Linked DNA regions of Homo sapiens: region 2 is linked to region 1. A link is a loop called in an ENCODE intact Hi-C map of the cell type or tissue named here. Cell type or tissue: endothelial cell of umbilical vein. All regions are shown on one strand.

Region 1 (2,500 bases):
TGTCAGAGGGTCAGTGCTTGTGCCTCTCAGGGCATAATTTCTCTCTTCTTCCCAAAGCAACTCAATGCCAACAGTTAGAATGAACTCAACGCTCATTTAATTATGTGGGTTCTCCTATGATTAGATAAACATGCATAAGAATGACTTTGAAAGCATTTTTATAAGCTCCTTTCCAGGCCATGCTCTAAGAGATTTTATTTAAACTGATACTCTAGGTTATTTTGATGCTAGAGGTCTCCAGACCACATTTTGAGAACCAGCACTCTAGCTTTACAGCTAAGGAAGCTGAAACCAGACAGGTAAATTATCCTAGTACCTAGTTAGTATATAATAACAGCAAACGTTTATATAGCACTTACAATGAGCTAGGTATGGTTCCAGACGTTTTACACATGCAGTAGGAATTCATTTAATCTTCACAACAACTCTATAAGGTAGATATGCTTATCATCTCGTTTTATAGATAAGGAAACTGATGCACAAAGAGGTGAACTAAGTTGCTCATGGTCAACAATAAGAAAATATCAGACTTGCCCCTTGAATCCAGACTGCCTGAATCAAGAGTCCACCATCACCACTATCTCAGAGGGGCAAATGTGGGTCTGAACCCAGGTCGTCGGATGTCCATAATGGGTGCTCTCTATCACACGTGCTGCTTTGAAGGCTGTGAGTCTCAAATAAAAAGCTGGAGTTCTGCTGTTGGCCACCGAGAGACCCAGTGATTTTTCTTTCCAGGAAGAGCTGGCTTGTTTCTGAGACTTTTCCGTACCACTTCTTTGCCTCTGCAAAATTCTGTACTTTTCTTTGCTTAGGGCATCTTGAGAACCAGAGCAGCTCAACTTCAGAACTATAGTTAAGCTAAGCTTTAACTGACACATTCTTTGAGCAATTAAACTGACGCATTCTGTTAGCAATTCCAGAGGAGGACAGGAATTTAAGTGTGTGCTGAAGATTAGAACGCCTGAAATTATACTTCCAACTTTGCCTCATTGTTAAACTTTTCTTTTTTTTTTCTGCTTGAACTGACTGAGAGACCCAACTTCTCATGGAAAAGCTTGGGAAAGTCAGAAGTTCCAGTCATTAAGAAGAAAGTGTGGAAAGTCTGGTTGACAGAAACAAGCTCAAAAGCAGAAGTGTCTGACTACAAATTCAAGTGCACTTGTCTGCATGAGAGAATAACCTTCATGAGACATTTCTCTTTATGACTCTGCTGTTTCGAATCTCTGGCTGGCTGTAACAATAATTAAGCAAAGTTTTTTATTTCTGAGTCCCTTCATTTAAAAAAAAAAAACAATGAAAAAAACTCTCCATGGTCCCTTTAGTGAGCTCTTCCTTGCTGCTTTGTTACTTGGTACTGATAGCTAAAGGTTCTTATTCCAGCTGGTTCTGCAGCTCTGACTCAACTGCCAACTTCCTGACTTTCAGAAATCTCATTTCCAGATCCCTGCTGTTTTTCTGCGTGATGCTGATTGCTGGCTCTGGTTCCCAGGAGGCGCCCAAGATCGGATTAACTGCCAGCTTCCTGATGCACAGCCTTGTTATCAGCGCCTATATCCTTGTTCAGCAAAGTGCCTCTCCACCAACTTAATGTTCTTTTCACCACCCCATTTCTGCACGATGTAGTCACAGTAAGACACAGAGTGTGCAGTCCCGATCCCAGTGCTACATAATAAAGATCCAGAGCTCACTTTTGTTGCACTCATGTTCTCGCCAACTGCTGGTCACTAGACTATCAGGAACAATAAGCGCAATTTTGGAAAGGGTGATGCCTTGGGATTTTATTGCTGCACTACACTAGGACAAGGAAAGCAATTGTACTGTGCAGTGTTGCCCAGCATTTGAGAACTCTTTGTTGTTTTTGCCACATTCAAGGCTTTTTGTAGGTATCCTTTATCAGGTTTAAGAATTACAGATTACAGGCATGAGCCACAGCTAGGCACAATGGCTCATGCCTGTAATCCCAGCACTTTGGGAGGCTGAGGCAGGAAACTTGCTTGAGCCCAGGAGTGCAAGACCTCCCTGGTCAACATGGCAAGGCCTCATCTCTATAAAAAATTTCTTAAAAAATTAGTTGCTGGGCATTGTGGCATACACCTATGGTTCCAGCTACTTGGGAGGTGGAGGTAAAAGGATTGGTTGAGCCCAGGAGGTCAAGACTGCAGTGAGCCATGTTTATGCCACTGCACTCTAGCCTGGGCAACAGAGCAAGACCCTGTCTCAAAAATAATTAAATAATAATAATTTCCCTTCTATTCCTAGTTCGCTGTTTTTTTTTCATGAGTGAATGTTGAATTTTTTAAATGCTTTCTCTGCATCAATTGATATAATCATGTGCTTTTTCTTTTGACTATTAATAGGGTGACTTGCATTGATTGATTTTCACAGACTGAACTATTTTTGCATTCTCAGGATAAACTCCACTTGGTTGTGGCGTAGTATTCTTTTTTTATATTGCTGGATTGTTGTGCTAATAATTTGTTGGGGGGTTTTGTGTCTATGG
Region 2 (2,500 bases), 82 kb after region 1:
ATTCTCACTTTCCCTGAAACTTGGCTCCCCTTTAATACGTTCTATTTCTGCCAAAGACACCACCCCACAACTTAATTGTTCTACAAATATTTATTAGGTGACTAGTATATATGAGGCACTTTCTAGAAACCGGGGATAAATAAGGAACAATTTCTGCTTCGTGGAGCCCCCATTCAGATACATTAAAGAAACAAATGTAATGAACATGGCAACTGTTAGAGAAAGTCACAAAAGTACAGCCTTATAGAACAACAGAAAAAAAAGGGATTAGGATGTAAGGAAGATGGACTATCAGACAAATCTTCATGGAGGAAGTCACATTTATCTTAGCAAAGGTAAATGTTACTTAGCAAACAGTGATTATTAATTCAACAGAAGGGTAGGAAGGTTGCTTTAGTAACAGCAATAAGTAATGTTCTAGAAGTTTAAAAATGTATAGCATACTTATGAAACATTCTTTTGTGATTTGAGCAAGGTAATGGCAGAGGGAGGCTATACGATGAGATGGAAAGGCAAGCAAGATGGTGAAGATCCTTGAGTGCCATGCAAGGAGTCCATACCTTCTTCCATAGGCAATGGGGCATCAGCAATGGTGTTTAAGCAGCCGCATGTTCCTACTGTAGCTGTATATACTAGACACTACTCTCCTAATGATTGGAGTTCAAGATCTTAAAGTCATGTACATCTGGTCACCAAGTCCTATATTTTTCTCAAATGTCTCTTACATTAGTTACTTTCCAAGTTTTACAATCAGAAAAATAGTCTAGATTTTTTTCACCACCTAAATATTTTCTGGCTTCCCTTTATCCTTACTTTAATTTATCCACTAAAAAGACACCAGAATTACTCCCCAAAATACTACTTTCATCACATTATTCAATTTTAAAAAACTGTAGTTCTAGAATTCTGAGACTCCAACCATGGCATACACAGCCACTCACTGCTGTTCCCACTCTACTTATCTTCAATACAAACCCTTTAACTAGCTGAGCTGGTAGCATAGGCCCAAGAAATTTTAAAGTTAAAGACATGACCTTTTAGATTTGCTAGTCCAATTTGTTTTAAAAATATAAGCCAGTTCTTCAAACAAAAATGTAAATTCCTTGTCTACCTTAAAATTCCTTTGTATCTACCAAGTCTAATCCTATGATTACTTAAGGTATTCAATAAAAATCTGCTGACCCCAAACAAACTAAAAGTATTGACTAATGCCTTACCTTTGTTAGCTGAAATATTTCTTCCATTATAAATACAATCTACATAAGTAAACAATTTTTTCAATTTAATCAAGTTTTATAATTGCTGTCAAAAACAGATGACCTAAAATTTAACAGTCCTCATTATTCTCTTACCTATTAGCATATCACCACCGTGACAAGCTAGTACAACTCTTTTAACATACCTTTCCTTGTTCTGCATGTCTTTCAGTAAATGATTTTATCTCAAAACACCACTGAGTTATAATATCAAATGCTGGAACTGGCCAATCCAGACAGGAGGCACTGATGAATGGATGTTCTGTTTGGTAAAACGTTGGCAGAAGTCCCAGGCAGCTGGCAAGAACTGAAAATTCTTCTTCTTCCTTTTAGACATGAAATAGGAAATTCTGAAAATATTTCATCAAGAACATTTCCTATTACATAAAAGGTCACCCTCATCAATTACTTTGAGACAATAAGAAAACTTTCTTAACTGAGTCAACTGAAAAAAAGTGAAGGGAGTAAGAGAAACAAGAGAGAAAAAGGTTCCTAGCTGTTATATCTAAATATCCCCAAAATACATCTCTTTGAAATATAACTCCTAAATGTCATCTGCTTCTTTTATACATTTATTTTTTAAATAGAGTTGTTATATATCTAATGGTTCTATAGAACCTAGCTACTCTATGAAAGCAAATGTTAATATGGGGCAAAGAGAAAGTTATTTCTGGTTTAAAACTTTTAGGTTGTCAGTGTGGATAAGGAACAATAATAAAAACATGGAATTCACGAGAGAGTGCTAAATAATGTGCCTAGACTTTGAATGAGTGTGAAACAAAATCAGTTTTAAAAAGGGGGGTGGAATTGTTAGGAGCCAGGTAATCCAAAGCTCTATTTGCTAATAAAAGTACCAGAGATATCAGTGACCAAGAATTCATATCTTAAAAGTTGATATTTAAAGAAGCTTATTAGTCTTGGAAACACAGAAATATATTCCCCAATCCCTCTTTATTTAACCGAAAGACCACATAGGAAGCTAATGTGTCTACTCTCCCTTGTCCACAGAATCAATTCCTATTATCCTCCAAATTCCAGCTCACTAGGGAAGCCTTCCCTGACACCATTTAATGAAACCTCAGACCACTCAGCTCCATTCAGATATAATTAGTCCTTCAAATCTTGTAAACACTTTTATTCTTGCATTTATGTTCCTATTACTTTTTTTAAATTTTATTATTATTATGCTTTAAGTTTTAGGGTACATGTGCACAATGTGCAGGTTAGTTACATATGTATATATG

The links. Hi-C counts contacts between places; a loop is a spot of excess contacts. Peaks named below come from ENCODE experiments on the same cell type or tissue, not always from the same donor. Only the 100,000 strongest peaks of a DNase experiment are listed, where the experiment ranks them.
Region 2: it touches region 1 in a loop (2.5-fold over the local background); 1 of 110 quality-filtered maps calls a loop at or near these places.

What each region holds. Positions count from the first base shown.
Region 1 is chr2:170,154,242-170,156,741 of GRCh38, reverse strand. No RefSeq gene overlaps it. Among named protein-coding and RNA genes, the nearest start is that of MYO3B, 23 kb to the left of the region's middle. RefSeq lists a silencer at 1,169-1,218. In endothelial cell of umbilical vein, no CTCF peak of the experiment used is centred here; a DNase peak (open chromatin) is centred at 1,461; H3K27ac peaks cover 1,302 bases.
Region 2 is chr2:170,072,510-170,075,009 of GRCh38, reverse strand. UBR3 (ubiquitin protein ligase E3 component n-recognin 3) reads right to left here. Exons shown (of 39, transcript NM_172070.4): 36 at 1,403-1,582. Among named protein-coding and RNA genes, the nearest start is that of MYO3B, 100 kb to the left of the region's middle. In endothelial cell of umbilical vein, no CTCF peak of the experiment used is centred here; a DNase peak (open chromatin) is centred at 1,539; H3K27ac peaks cover 347 bases.